Regions from separate parts of the Homo sapiens genome. Here region 2 is linked to region 1. The links are chromatin contacts, found by POLR2A ChIA-PET in ENCODE. All regions are on one chromosome and are shown on one strand. Each heading gives the region's core, a stretch centred on a gene start or an enhancer-like site at or near the end of the contact. The rest is flanking DNA. Distances are from core to core; before and after follow the strand shown. Region 1 overlaps GRK5 (G protein-coupled receptor kinase 5). Region 2 overlaps GRK5 (G protein-coupled receptor kinase 5).

What was found. ChIA-PET counts read pairs that join two places held with the same protein, here RNA polymerase II (POLR2A).
Region 2: POLR2A ChIA-PET joins it to region 1 with 16 read pairs in activated CD4-positive, alpha-beta T cell. The contact joins two enhancer-like sites. POLR2A ChIA-PET finds 5 or more read pairs at or near these places in 3 of 52 experiments (activated B cell, activated CD4-positive, alpha-beta T cell and common myeloid progenitor, CD34-positive).

What each region holds. Positions count from the first base shown.
Region 1 is chr10:119,217,949-119,225,474 of GRCh38, forward strand. The region is part of intron 1 of GRK5 (G protein-coupled receptor kinase 5); the gene reads left to right. Among named protein-coding and RNA genes, the nearest start is that of GRK5-IT1, 13 kb to the left of the region's middle. RefSeq lists an enhancer at 4,425-4,936. Within about 2 kb of position 4,668, at least 8 of the 41 ENCODE cell types and tissues checked have a DNase peak (open chromatin) inside an H3K27ac peak, as active enhancers do.
Region 2 is chr10:119,342,308-119,349,833 of GRCh38, forward strand. All of the region lies in intron 2 of GRK5 (G protein-coupled receptor kinase 5), which reads left to right. Among named protein-coding and RNA genes, the nearest start is that of GRK5-AS1, 6.8 kb to the left of the region's middle. RefSeq lists an enhancer at 7,100-7,526. Within about 2 kb of position 4,302, at least 4 of the 41 ENCODE cell types and tissues checked have a DNase peak (open chromatin) inside an H3K27ac peak, as active enhancers do.

The sequences.
Region 1 (7,526 bases), core at 3,418-5,917:
CACCCCCTCACCAAAGAGAGGGTATGAAGTGGCCTTTTCCCCCAGAAAAGCTCTCTCCGGATGACCCCTTGCCATTTTTCAGTGGTAACCTTGAGTGTTTGCATTTAGAAACCATGTCAACCCGTTTGTGTGTGTGTGTGTGTGTGTGTGTGTGTTGCGTTAATGTTGCAACTCTGCTTTTCAGGGGGCTTTGTGAGGCAAGGGAGTGTATAAGAGCCATGCACTTCCTTGGGGGTCCACAGTCAGACTTGAGATCCTGGTGGGAAGGCAGCCTGGTGTCGCTCCCTGATGATGAGGGTACAGGAAGCCATGCTTTTGATCTGCTCCTGCAGAGAAGGTGTAGCTCTAAACTTACCCACTCCAGGAAGGGAAGGGGAGGGGGTAGGAGATAGAATTACCCAACTGCTGGATGGAGAGAACCCAGCCAATGTAATTGCTCTGCAAGTCTGATAAAAAGTCTTGTGAAACCTCATTTGAAAATGGAATTCCATCCTGGCATGGGTCTTAGCACTGCTTCTGAAATGGAAACAAGCTGGAGAAGGTCGACAAATGTCCCAGGAAGAACAGCTTTAAGTGGCTGATGCAGAAATGGGTCCTGCTTGGTCTTAATGTTTTCTGTTAATGCACTCAGGAGGGGCTTGTTGGGATATGTAGATAACATCCCAGGAGAAGGAACTCCTAGCTCTAGGAAGAATAGGGGTGGAGTAAGGACAAAGGATTGGACCATCGACTTGAATAGCAAAGGATACCTGAGCATCCAACTTTTCTCAAGCCAAATGCTGTTGTGGGTTGATGCCACTACCCCTGCTGTCACAGATTAGGGAGAGTGTGTGTCTAATGAATATGTTCCTGGAACATAGTAGGTGTTCAAAAATATTTCCAGAATGAATGACTGATGCTACACAGCTTGAGTATCCCTAACTGAAGAATCTGAAATCCAAAATCTGAAACTTTTTTTTTTTTTTTTTGAGACGGAGTCTCGCTCTGTCCCTAGGCCAGAGTGCAGTGGCACGATCTCAGCTCACCGCAACCTCCGCTTCCCGGGTTCAAGCGATTCTCCTGCCTCAGTCTCCCAAGCAGCTGGGACTACAGGCACGTGCTGGGATTTTTTTGTATTTTTAGTAGAGAGCGGGTTTCACCGTGTTAGCCAGGATGGTCTCGATCTCCTGACCTCGTGATCCTCCCTGCCTCGGCCTCCCAAAGTGCTGGGATTACAGGCTTGAGCCACCATGCCCGGCCCAATATCTGAAACTTTTTGAAAGCCAACATGATGCATACAAAATGATCATTGGATCTGTTGCCTAGGCTGGAGTGCAGTGGCACCATCATAGCTTAGCTCACTGCAGCCTTGGCCTCCTGGGCTCAAGTGATCCTCCTGCCTCAGCCTCCAAAGTAGCTGGGACTACAGGTGCGTGCCACCACACTTGACTCTTTGCAACATTTTGGATTTTAGATTTTCAGATTTGGGATGCTCGACCAGTATAATGCAAATATTCCAAAATCCAAAAACATCAGAAATCCAAAGCACTTCTGGTCACAAGCATTTCAGATAAGGGATACTCAACCTGTATTTATGTTATGTGATGGTGAAGAAGAGAGCCGAGAAAGTGATATCCTCAAGAAATGGCCTTGGGGTCACAATAGATGGTACATTAGGATACGATTCAACATGGTTAAGAAAGGTTAACTAAGGTTATAGGGCAAATTGGAAAATGTTTTCCAAATGTTTGTCTTAACTCTGAAAAATGTTTGGCAAACTCCCCCTCCCCCCTAATTTGGAAGTGGTTTGTTTTAGTCGTTTTGGAAGAAATAAATATTTGCATTAGACCAAACATTTGGGGCAAACAGTTCTCCCCATTTCTGAGGCTCTGTGTGAGTAGGAGGAGATGTTTCATGCCGATAACACTCATCCCTTTTTTGGCCAAATCGAAGGTAACTTTCGATGTGAGCTTCACATGCTTTTCACATAACTGCTAGAATGAGGTTGAGCAAATGGAAAGAAAAGAGGAAGCCAAGCAGCTTGATCCTTCCAGACCTAGGGATGGCTGATGACCTGGCATTTGAAGGATGTAATCGTTAAAGAAAAATTGCCTTTCTGCTCATGGGCAGGGAGGCTGGATCCAATTAAGACAAGGAAAACGTATGTTAACTTGGAGGAAAAATTTCTAAACAGTCAATTCTGTAATCCTCTCTGAAGAGGAAGAGGCCAACATGATGAGGCTTTATGGATGGTGCCAAGCCCTGTGATATATAATAATTAGTAACCACTGGTTATTTTGCCGCACACTTATTCTCCAAACCACTAACCATTGCTTGGGATGGAATGCACCAGGCCTAGATATTTGCCCCAGATGTCTTCCCTTCAGCAGTATCCAATTAGAGGGATTTTTACAAATTAAAGCTTAATTCTCTATAATATATAGCAAAATATAAATTAAGGAAGGAGAAACCCGATTTCCTTGGTTGGTTCCATGGGTTACGGAGGTGAGGGCTAGTCTTCAGGTGCACCTCTTAGTTTATGCTTCAGTGGCTAGTGGTGACTGTTCTATATCATGGTCCTTGGTATTTTTGCTAGTCTTTTTGGTAGCTTAAAAACATTTCAGAGGCGAGGCATGGTGGCTCATGCCTGTAATCCCAGCACTTTGGGAGGCCAAGGTGGGTGGATCACCTGAGGTCAGGAGTTTGAGACCACCCTGGCCAACATGGCAAAACCCCGTCTCTATTAAAAATCCAAGAATTAGCCAGGCATGGTGGCACGCGCCTGTAATCTCGGCTACTTGGGAGGCTGAGACAGGAGAATCGCTTGAACCCGGGAGGCGGAGGTTGTGGTGAGCTGAGATCGCGCCACTGCACTCCAGCCTGGGTGACAGAGGCTCAAAAAAAAAAAAAATTTGCAAAGGTAATACTCACTAAAGAAAGTCCAGGCCAGAAGTGGTGGCTCATGCCTGTAATCCCAGCACTTTGGGAGGCTGAGGCTGGCAGATCACCTGAGGTCAGGAGTTTGAGAAGAGCCTGGCCAACATGGCAAAACCCTGTCTCTACTAAAAATACAAAAAAATTAGCCTGGTGTGATGGCATGCGCCTGTAGTCCCAGCTACTCGGGAGGCTGAAGGGAGAGAATGGCGTGAACCCGGGAGGCGGAGGTTGCAGTGAGCCGAGATCGTGCCACTGCACTCCAGCCTGAGGGACAAAGTAAAACTATATCTCGGAAAAAAAAAAAAGTCCAAAGGACCATGTAAAGCATCTCTCTCTGTCTTCCCATGCACCCCTGCTACCAATCCCACCACTCAGAAATAATTAGCGTCAGCATGTAGGTGAACGTTTTCCCAAATCTCTGTATATGCACATACGAACATCTAGATAGAACTTTACACAAAATGGGTCCCAGTGTACACACTGTTCCGCAGCTGTTTTCAGTCCACAATATGCTGCAGAGCCTTTCCATATCTGTGTTTATAGTTTCCCATGAAATGGATGGGTGTCAGGAAAAATTGTGAAAGACTTTGGAAGCTGAATGCTGTTTCAATGGAATGCTGGGTATGTTCTAGCAGACTCTTAGGGGTTATCCAGTTCTAAAGGGGTCTGTGTTTTTCATTGTCTTTGACTAGTTTTATAATATATTTAACCAAGCCCCTAGAATGAGCCATTTAAATTCTCTAATTTTTAAAGATAATATAAAGGAATATCCTACCCATGATATATTCATCTTTATGCACTTATTTTAAAGACTTCTGTTTTTTTCCTGTGGGAGTATCTGCCTAATAACATCCCCTTTCCTCTTTGGGAAGAATCATAATAATTTGTGAAATAGGCTTCAGTGACCCTAGGGATGTACAATGTAGATTTTCTTATGAGAAAGGAGCATGATACATGTGACATGACATTTCTGAGACCTTTGGGACTTAACATCCCTCACCTCTGAGTAATGAGTCATCTTTTCTATGGTATTCAAAGTTTGAATTAGGGAAATTAAGGTTGAGTTCAGTCAAAGACTTTAGTTGTAGATGACTTTTCAGTTGCCCTTGGATTTTGCATGTGTAAATCAGGCAGGGGGTACACTCAGAAAACAAGCCCACAGCTTCGTAAGGTGTCTTGGATCTCTCACTGTGGATCATCAGCACAACCCTGTGGGCCTGGGAATTGTTTTTGCTGTTGCTGTTAGTATTATTCTAGTTTGAGAAAGAAGGAAAACAAGCTCAGAGAGGTGAAGTGGTTTTCCAAGATCACATACCAAGGAGCCACTTCCCCTTGTTTCCTGTGGTGCCAATCCATTGCTTCGTTTTTCGTGTTTGAGAGCTTTTGCGTTTCATTGTACATTGTACAATTCTAGGGAGCCATTGTTCCCATCCTAAAGCTGGTAGATGTGTAAATGTATCAGGTCGGGGGGCAGAAAGTGTCTTGAGGAAGGGACGCCCCTTCCTAATCCCCTCCAAGTGCTGCCTGTGCTGGTGTCAGTCCTCCTGAGGTCATTTGCCCTGTCTTTGATCTGGCACAGTATCCTCCTCTGTGGAATTCTGTAGCTCTTCCTCTGGTAACTGCTTTCACTAAAGGTTTGCATGGAATTTACCTAGACAAGGGCCCTACGGTTCCCACCTGAGAATAGAAAACGCCCATTAAAAACAGCACCACACAAAACAAATCAGTGGCCCCTCCTCCTGCTCTGCCTCCCTCCGAGATAAGCTTGGCATGAGGGCATAGTCCAGAGCCCCACGGCCTTCAGTAATTTTGTTAACAATTGGAGGAGAATGGCATTTTCTTCTGGGAAACATTTGCAGATGTGTGAGCTAGCTCTACATGGGGAAGGGCTGCCCCTTCACTGCGTGCTGAGGCTACGGGCTCCGTGTCCTGTCAGAGTGTGGGAGGGAGCTCCTCACACTGAAGCCAGCTCCTTCCTTCCGCAAAGAAGGGATCTGAGGGCCAAAAGGGGCCCGCATGGGTGGCCGTGCAGGAGCAGAAAGAGGCTCCAAAGCAGGATGGGTCCCCTGGCCTGGATTTTCCTCCAGGGCAGCTCTGCAACTCTAACACCCATCCCCAGGCTGTGTGTTTCCTAGGGATACGTAATAAAGTGCCACCAACTGGGTGGTTTAGAACAACAGACATCTATTGTCGCACAGTTCTGGAGGCCAGACGTTTGAAATCAAGGTGTGTGCAGGGCCGTGCTCCCTCTGAAGGTACCCGGGGAAGACCCGTTCCAGGCCTCTCTCCTTGGCTTGTTGGTGGCTGTCTTCTCCCTGTGCGTCTTCCTCTTGTGCATCTGTCCCTGTGTCCAGAGTTATCCTTTGTATAAGGACACCAGTGCTATTGGATCATGGCCCACTTGAATGACCTCATGTTAACTTGATTACCTCCATAAAGATCCTATTTCCAAATAAAGTCACATTCTGAGGTACCGGGGGTTAGGACTTCAACATAATCTTCTTTGGAGGACGCAGTGAACCCTGGAACACAGGCCCTGCCTGTACTGAAGCAGCAGCTTTTGGGGATAGCCTGTATTTTTAAAACAGGAGGTTCTGAGGATGAACCAGGCGTGGGAACTGCTGCTCTATAGAACCCTGGAGCTGGTGGGTTTTCTGAGTGCCTTCTGAGATTATCTTGGACATCCAGACTACTCTGACCGGGTCCCCAAATAGGACTCTGCAGGTTCCCTGGCAGTTGGTTTCTGTCTTCTGCTCAAATATTTCTAGAGACGGGGAGCTCATACCTTCTTCTAAGCAGCCTATCCGATTTTAAACCACTGGATTAAAAATATCTATAATAATATATATATATTATATATATCTATATATATTAGATAGGCTTCTTGCCTCACCCACTAAATTGTAGACTTCCTGAGGGCTGACACCAGGGCTTTTTCTTTGTATCTTACTGGAACTAACGAGATGCTAAAAGTAAACCCAAGTCGGCCTGTGGAGACCTGGTATGTCTGGTGCCATGTTAACCCATTAGGTCCTGGTTCTGCTCTTTGGAGGTATCCAGGATAAATGCACCACTCTTTGCCTGAGGGGGCCCTTCTAATATTAGAAGACAACTATGATACCCACTGTAGAACTAAAAGCAGAACCCCAAGTCCGGCACGGTGGCACTCACCTGTAGTCCCAGCTACTCCCAAGCCAGGAAGATCACTTGAGCCAGGAGTTCTGGGCTGCAGTGTGCTATGCACTGCACTCCAGTGAATAGCCACTGCACTCCAATCTGGGCAACAGAGTGAGACCCTGTCTCTTAAAAAACAAACAAACAAACAAACATAGCCAGAACCCTGCCCTCCAGATTCCCAGACTGGGCTCTCATTGTGCATTGCAGCCAAGTAACAGACATAACCAACCTTAGGATAGGATTTATTAGCAGGTGGGAATGATGTTGTTGCTAACATCTGGCAAAGCTCAAGGCTTCATAACTTGCCAGAAGTGAGATCCAGTCACCCACTATTTATTTATTAATTTATTATTTATTTATTTATTTATTTATTTATTTATTTATTGAGACGGAGTGTTGCTCTGTCGCCCAGGCTGGAGTGCAATGGCACGATCTCGGCTCACTGCAACCTTCTGCCTCCCAGGTTCAAGCGGTTCTCTTGCCTCAGCGCCCCGAGTAGCTGGGATTACAGGCGCCCGCCACCATGCCCGGCTAACTTTTGCATTTTTTTTTAGTAGAGATGGGGTTTCACCATGTTGGTCAGGCTGGTCTCGAACTTCTGACCTCAGGTTATCCAACTGCCTTGGCCTTACAAAGTGCTAGGATTACAGGCGTGAGCCACTGCGCCCAGCCTAGTCACCCACTTTTTAATTTTCGAGGTAATATGGTATCTTCTCCTGCTGTGCATTGAGGCAAGATGTTTCCATTCCATTGAAAGCTTGATCAAGGTTCTATGAGAAGTTCAAAGGGAAAAGGAGAGTGTGCCACTCATGTGCTGTGTGGCTCCTCTCCAAGCAAAACCATCCTCAGCTGCATAAATGTGCAGCTTGGCCAGGTGATCCTGGAGTCTCTTCTCACCCTTCAAATCTTGAGAATTTGCAGGTGCATTTTCCACTGATAATTCAACTGTGGGTACTTCAGAATAAAATTTGATGTTAATTTGAAGAGCAGGCATTACACATTAAAACAAAAATTACCCCAAGGGAAGAATGAGAGCCAAGAGGGGTTACATTTGTAGTAGAAATAAACAGGAAAAAAACCCGCCACTGCTAATTGAACTGATTCTCGCAATCCAAGAAAGGCAAATGCATGATTCTAATGTTTTCTTTAGTAGATTACAGAAAGGAAGATTAAATCAAAAGTCAAAAATAAACAGTTTGATTATCCTACACTGTATTATCTTAATAAACTGTCTTCCTGGAAAGTTTAAAAATACACAGTACTTCATCTGGCCAAAGAAAACAGTAAGTAAATATTGTTGAGAAAATGTAAGAATTTTCCATCTAGATGTGAGGGGTGGAAATATTGCCATGTGGACTTCAAGACATCCCACAAGGAGTGAGAGAGTGATAGGTATTACCTACCTTTTAAGGCTTGTTGTCGGGGACACTGTT
Region 2 (7,526 bases), core at 3,052-5,551, 120 kb after region 1:
GGGACGGAGACAGCAGTGAGGAACATGAGCTCCAGTGTCAGAGGGACCTGGTTTTCATCCAGGCTCTATTCCTTACTGGTTGTGACTTTGAGCAAGTGATTAGATTTCCCTGAACCTCAGTTTCCTTATCTGCAAAATGGGAACTGGAGTGTTGCAAGGATTGAGTGAAGATCTGCATGGGGAGGGCTGCGTAGGGTCTGGCCTGCAGCAAGTGCTCATGCAGCATCTGCTTTCCCGTCTTCCTCTTCATCCTCACAGCCGTTCATCATCGTGGTTGTCATCAACCGTCCCGTGCGGTGCAGAGCTTTGCTTCTTGGTTCTGCCTGCTTGGTGGTTGCCAGGTCCCGCCAGCTTAAGTTTATCTGTTCGTTCATTCATTCATTTATCTGTTAAGCCCCTCTTCCTTCTTCCAGGCCAGGGAGCCAGGGTGCTGCCAGGTGGTGGGGAGCGGCTTTCAGAAGTGGCTCTTGGCAGCGCAGGCTGGGCTACATTTATGGCCTTTATGTAACCCCTTTGCCCTGAGCCCCATTCCTGCCCCTCAGATCTTTATTTACTGACTCTCGGCAGACTTAGAGGTCCTGAAAGGCACCCCCCAACGCCCTCATCTCATTCATCCTTCTGCCTCCAGGCAGGAGGGTCCTCAGCCATGGCAGACATGTGGGGTGATAGCCAATCCCAGCCATGAGCCCCTATTCAGCTTTCACCCTGGGCAAGATCCTGTGGAGGGTCCCAGTGTGGGGCTGGGGGAGGGATGTGGGATCAGCTGAGATCCTTAGGAAGCTGTCTCTAGTTGGGAAGACAGCAGAAAGCCAACACGTGACACTGGGTGACAGCCCTGTGCAAGTGTGCAAGGCGGGTGGCTGCCAAGGTCCATCTTCAGTACTAAGAGCCCAAGGGCGGGGTGGGGAAGGGGGACAGAGACATCTGTGTGGCAGGGAAGGTGCCAAGTGAACAGATGAGAGAGAGAGAGAGAGAGAGAACACTTTTGGGTCAGCAGGTTCAGCGTTATCCAACCAGCAAACATTTCCTGGATGCTTACTGTGGGCCAGGCACCAGGCTATGTGCTTTGCAGACACACACTCGTCCAATCACTACAAAGCCCTGTGGGGCAGGTGCTGCCTTCCCCACCCCTATTTTAGGGATGACGATGCAGAGACTCAGAGAGGTTGGTAAGTTGCTCACAGGCACAGATCTCTGAAGGAAGTGGAGCCTGGATTCACACCTGGGCCTGAGTCGAGGCCATGCTGGCTGTGGATTTCCTCCATATTGGCCATGGCTTCCCCGTGGACGTGGAACAATATGGGCATGTTTGGGAGAGGAGGTGTATTCTGCTTTGGTGGGCTCTATGCAGAGGTCATGAGGCAGAAGGTCAGGGGAGGCTGGGTTGGGCCCGGGACACCAGCCATGCCTCCTGTCTGAAAGGTGAGGTCCTTGCCCCGCAGATAGTAGGGATCCATTGAATGTTCATCTCTGATAGCCGCTGTCTGCAGTCATCCTCAGGGAGAGAGCAGAGAGCAAAGGGAAGCCATGGACAGAGCAGGCGGGCTTCCAGGCTATATGAGATGCAGTTCCTCCTTCTCCAAATTCTTATTAACCCACTGTGTACGGCGTTTCTCAAGTATCCAGCCCAGGACTTGGGATGTACCATAAACAGCCTCCACTTCTGATGACGGTAGCGCTAAGGCTCAGGTAATGCCACAGGAGGCAGGAGCGGCTGGAGCTTCTCTCTCCTGCAGTGTCAGGCCAGAGCAGGTTTTTCTTTTTTCTTTTTCTTTTTTTTTTGGCGGGGGGTAACAGATCCTTTTTTATTTTTTATTTTTTTGGCCTATGCAGCAGTTATTTTATTTTATTTTTTTTCAGTATTTTTATTTTATATTTATTTTTGATTATACTTTAAGTTCTAGGGTACATGTGCACAACGTGTGGGTTTGTTACATACGTATACATGTGCCATGTTGGTGTGCTGCACCCATTAACTCGTCATTTACATTAGGTATATCTCCTAATGCTATCCCTCCCCGCTTCCCCCACCCCACGACAGGTCCTGGTGTGTGATGTTCCCCATCCTGTGTCCAAGTGATCTCATTGTTCAATTCCCACCTATGAGTGAGAACATGCGGTGTTTGGTTTTCTGTCCTTGCGATAGTTCAGAGTAGGTTTTTCTTTGTGACGCCCGGTCGCAGGATGTCTTTCAGCACCACCTGTCAGAGCTCTCCAAGCCGGCAGCTGTTCCCGCTGCCCACCTGTCCCTTCCCTGCTCTTTTTGGGGATGGTTTCTCGCTCCCCTGCTGTCTGTCCTCTCTTTCCCCTCCCCCTGCAGGGCCTTTTGGAAGGTGGCAGATGGGCATGAATGTCACACTGGCTGTCTCTTTGCCTGTGCTGTGCGTGGGGCCGTCTAGCCCGAGAGATCAGCTCAGGCATATTCCAGGTGCGGCTTATGTTGGTGAGAAGTTCTCATAACCTGAGCTGATGGGGGTCAGAATGTGCGTGTGGGGTGCAGAGGGAGCTTCCCACCCCTGGCAGTCCCCTGCCCTCCTCCCTTGGCCAGCCAGCCACAAGACCCACCCTTCCTTCCTTCCTTCCTTCCTTCCTTCCTTCCTTCCTTCCTTCCTTCCTTCCTTCCTTCCTTTTCCTCCCTCCCTCCCTCCCTCGCTCCTTCCTTTCTTTTTCTTTTTTTCTGAGATGGAATCTCGCTCTGTCTCCCAGGCTGGAGTGCAGTGGCGCCATCTCGGCTCACTGCAACCTCCACCTCCTGGGTTCAAGCAATTCTCCTGCCTCAGCCTCCCGAGTAGCTGAGACTACAGGCGCCCACAACCACGCCTGGCTACTTTTTTGTATTTTTAGTAGAGACGGGATTTCACCGTGTTAGCCAGGATGGTCTCGATCTCCTGACCTCATGATCCGCCCGCCTCGGCCTCCCAAAGTGCTGGGATTACAGGCGTGAGCCACCGCGCCCGGCCACAGACTCACTTTCTTGGGGTTTGGCAGGTCAGCAGGTTTTGTGCTCATTTGGCTTTAGCATGAGAGGAGTGGTTCCCAGCCCCGCAATCCAGCTGCAGTGTTAACTTCCCACTCATCTGTTACCTGGATCCCTGTTTCCCACAGGGGCTTCCTAGCCTCACCGGGTAGAAACTTCAGAATTCGCCCATGGGTTGGATCTGTCCCCTCTTCTCCATCCTTGGTACTTGTCTTCCTGCATGGACTGGTGCAGTAGCCTCTTCTTTGGTCCTCTGTTTCTAGCTGGTATCTTTTTTCTTCCTTCCCATTTATTATGACTTTCTTGCTTGCTGTTCTTAACACTCAGAAGATTCTTGACTTCTCTGAAGTCGTGAAACTTGACACTCCTAGCAGATATCAAGGGTCTGTCCACTGCCTATGGTTCCTTCACCATATACTTCCCCTCCACCCCACCCTGCCAGCAGACTTCAGGCCCTTGGGGAAACCCAGCAGCAGCATGGTGGGTAATAGCGTGTTTTCCAAGTTATGGTGTCAAATCTCTGCTCTTCTATTTAGGAGCTGTTTGACTTTTTTTTTTTTTTTAAACCTCTCTGAACTGCATAAACAGAAAAAAACAGATTTTCTTCTTGCTTCTAGGTCTTTGGTACAGCTGCATCCTCTGTCCTCTCCACCTGGCCAAGCTTTACCTCCAATGTCAGTGGATCCCTGTCCCAAATAACCACCCACCCCCTCCCCCAAGGCCCTAGAGCATTCCACATGTGTCCCCACCAAACATTCCCAAGGAACCCTTGCCATGGGGAGCAGGACTAGGCTTCAGGTGTCTGTTTTCCTAGAAGGTGCGTGTGCCTCCTCCACCTTTGTAAGCCTAACCCCTGTTACAATGCCTGGGCTCTGCGGGAGCCCAGAAGTGTGTACAAAACCAGTGAGCAAGCAAGGGAATCAGTGAGGAAGGGGAAGGAGGAATGAATGATGAGGCAGCATCGCCGCAGCGGGGCCGAGGAGAGGTCCCCCGGAGCATGCCCGTGCAGCCCTAGGGGTAGCTCCTCCCTGGAGCAGGTATAGCTCACCCCCTAGCCTGGCAGCCCTGTCTTCACACCTCCACAGTCTACAGGGTTTCGGCATTTGCTTCAGTTATTTACTGACCATGATCTCCTAGGTCAGATTTATCATTTACTGGGTCAGGAAAGAAAAAGCCCCATGGGGCCAGGTTTATAGAGATTAAATCCACTCATGCCGAAGCTGGCTTCCTGCTTGGGGGATGCTGCAGTGATGCCTCAGGCCTGTTCCTGGAGCCCGTCAGTGCCGGCTGCTCTGGGAGTGGCCTGAGGTCTCTCTGGGACATGTGGGCTGGAGCTGCAAGCTGGGTGCCTTCTGCCAGCTGCACGTGCCACCTGGCTGGCCATCAGAATGCCATCAGAGAGGGCTGGCTGGCTGGCTCCTGGGCCTCCCAGGAAGACCATACAGGGACTGGAGTCCTCCCTGCTCACCGGGTCCCCCAGGCTCCGGCAGAGGCAACGGGAGGAACCAGTTGATCAGAAAGCTGAGCAGATTGAGCTGGCCTTTCTTGTTAGTTTCCTCCAACAGTGGTCCCCTCTGAGGGCAGAGCTGGACAGGCCTCCTCTCGGGCCCGTGTGGAGGGTATTGCATAGAATCTTTCTCCTAGGAACTGACGGAAGTAAGTCTTACGGAGATTAGACTGATTTGCTGTGTTTTGAGTTCATTTTCTCCACCCAGGCATCAAGATATGGTTACGATTTCTGGGAACCATTTCCTTAGACTGCTCAGTCCTGAGGGCTGAGGTGTGGCCGGCACCTGGTTTATCTGAGAGGGCCTGGGCTCATGCACTCTGTTGCCTCTCGGCCTTCCACAAGAGTCTGCAGGGATTCTCTCTTATTGATGGGACACAGATTGTCCTCAGCCAGGCCTTCATGAAACACCACAGTATTTCATGTATGTGTGTGTGTGCAGTGTGTGTGTGTGCACATGCAAGTTTGTATGTGTCCGTGTATGTTTGCAAGTGTGCATGTGTGTGTATACATGCAAGTTTGTATGTGTCCGTATATTTGTGAGTGTGCATGTGTGTGCGTGTGTGTACATGCAAGTTTGTGCCCATGTGTGTTTGCGAGTGTGCATGTGTGTGCGTGTGTATACATGCAAGTTTGTATGTGTCCGTGCATGTTTGCAAGTATGTGCGTGTTTGTGTGTGCATGCACGTGCACGTGTGTGTGTGCACGCCCATCACCAGACTGTAAGTATCCTGAAGGCAAGGTGTTGGCTGTCTTAGGTCCCTTCCACCTCAACAGATATCAAGGGAAATGACTCTGACCTGGAGACAAGGCCGGGACGGCAATGGGGTGTTGTGGAGAGTGTCCCAGGCTGGAACCAGATGGCCTGAATTCTACCACAGTCCCCACTTACCAGCCCTGGGCCTTAAGCCAGGCCTGGTTCCCGGCCCCCGCACATCGTGCATGAGAAGCATGGCCCTTGCTGGACCAGTAGGCGTGTCTGCCTTGCTTCAGATAGTCATCTCTGAATTAAGGAAGAGCTCTCCTGGGACCTGAGTCTTCCCTGGGGGGCAGGGACAGCTTGGTAGGCAGAGAAGGGAGCCTCACCTGCCATGGTTGCAGTGGGGTGAATGCCGAGGCTGCCACCACTTGTCCCTTTCTCCTCCAGTGACCACCCCCCAACCTTTCCTTCTCCACAAAGGAGGGGCAGAGTGACCTCCCATAAGTGGGCTTCTCTCATCCGCCATTGTTGTTCTAGCCCTTCTGTCTCCCTCAAGGACAGGGCCGTGTCTCAGTCGCCAGTGCCCCAGTGTGTAGCACAGTGGCTGCACACCGTAGGTGCTTGCTATGTGTGTTGGCTTAATGAGGAGTCCAGGGGCCTGGCTTTGAGTTTCTTTCTACTGCTGGCCACCCACATGCATCCCTCTTTCTTCAAACTGCTGGGAAGCCCATAGCTCAGTTTGATGTCAAAAGCAAAGCTCTCTTTCATCTGATGTCATCGGGGGAGCTCATTTGATTTTCCCCTCCCTCTTTTGCTGTTTGTTTCCTGTTCTTTGTCTTTTATGGAACAATTGAACATGTGCCTTTATTGGAAGATGCTGTGGATCGTTTTGGGAAGTAAGCAGGCAATGAATAAGTCAGTGCGTTAGAAACGAAGGGGAGAAGAAGCTCCCTGCTCGGCCTAGGAAGCAGGCAGGTCTGAGCCTTGTTCCTCCTCTCTGGAGAATGGACATATGGGCACCTGCCCTGTAGACCTTGAGGAATGAGAACAGAATGGGTTCTGGTGGTCCAGTGTGCTGGGCAGCAATGGGCATGTCCTTCTTCCAGGGCTCTAGAAGGTGGGTCTACTCAGGCAGGACGATGCTATGTGGCTCAGGGAATGGGCTGTGCTACAACCAGCCTGGAAGAGGCCAGGGCTTGCTGGGCGGGCACAGCTGGCAGCTCCCCATTCTGGAGGAACCAGCCAAGAGCATGCTGAGGCGGGCCACCAGTGAGTGCTTTGGGGGGACCAGGTGTCCCAAGTTTGAGCACCAGGAGGCCAGCGCTGTTGCTTTGCTCTTCTCCATCCTTGTCCAAAAAAGGAGTTCGCTCCATTAAGAGGTATAAATAGGAGTGCTGGGGGTGGCCAGACGACAGGGCCGCTCTGCTCATATCCTCGACCACCACAGGAGGGCCGCTCTTGAAGTCCTGGCCAGCAGCAGGAGACATCTTTTTAAGATGTTGGCAAGAAATGAGAGTTAGGCAATCTTCCGTCACCCTCCGCCCTCCTCCCACCCACCGTGGCCATCATAACACAGAATTTCAAAGAATGAGCTCCCAGTGGGGAGAGGTTAAACACTGTGGATTTGTTGTTTCAGGGAAGAACTCGTGGCCAGTGACCTGCTGGAGAAGAGGCAGGAGGAAGGAAGGTGCCGTGGTCAGCATGGGAGGGAGGCAGGGAGGGGCTGAGAGGCAGGATTTGCAGTCGGTCAAGCCTGGGTTTCCTCAGCTTCATTGTCACAAAAAAGCAGAGAGGGAGGACAGCCGCTGAAGGCAGAGGCATGGCTTTGAGAGGTGGCCGTAGTGATGCTGTGTCCAGCTCTGTGTCTGACTCTGCCCAGTGGTTCTGGAAGGAAAGCAGTACCTTGGAAGCAGGCATGGGTTCAGTTCCTTGCCCCTCCACTTACTCATTAGATGTCCTTGGGCAAGCCCTCACGCCTTTGGAGGCAGTTACCCGCCTGTACTGTGGGACAAATAAATAACGCCTCCCCAGGGGGTCTCCATGGGCACCAGCCAAGACCTGTGTGGGAGGGGAGGGCCTGTGCACTCAGGGCCTGGGGCCTTCGGGTGGGGAACATGGCTCACCAGGCCTCGAGATGGTCTTGAGGGGTGGGCATTGGGTCTGCCTCTCTGTAGGCCTGGTGACAGCCCTTTCTGGGGTCATTAGCCTGCAGCCAGCTTTTTTCCCAGCTAAGTCTGAATGGTGAAAGCCGGATCTCCCATCCAGGACTGATTCAGTGGCCACCACTTCCTACGCTTGAGGAAGGAAGAGGAGGAAGGCCTCCTATCATCCTCAGAACCACC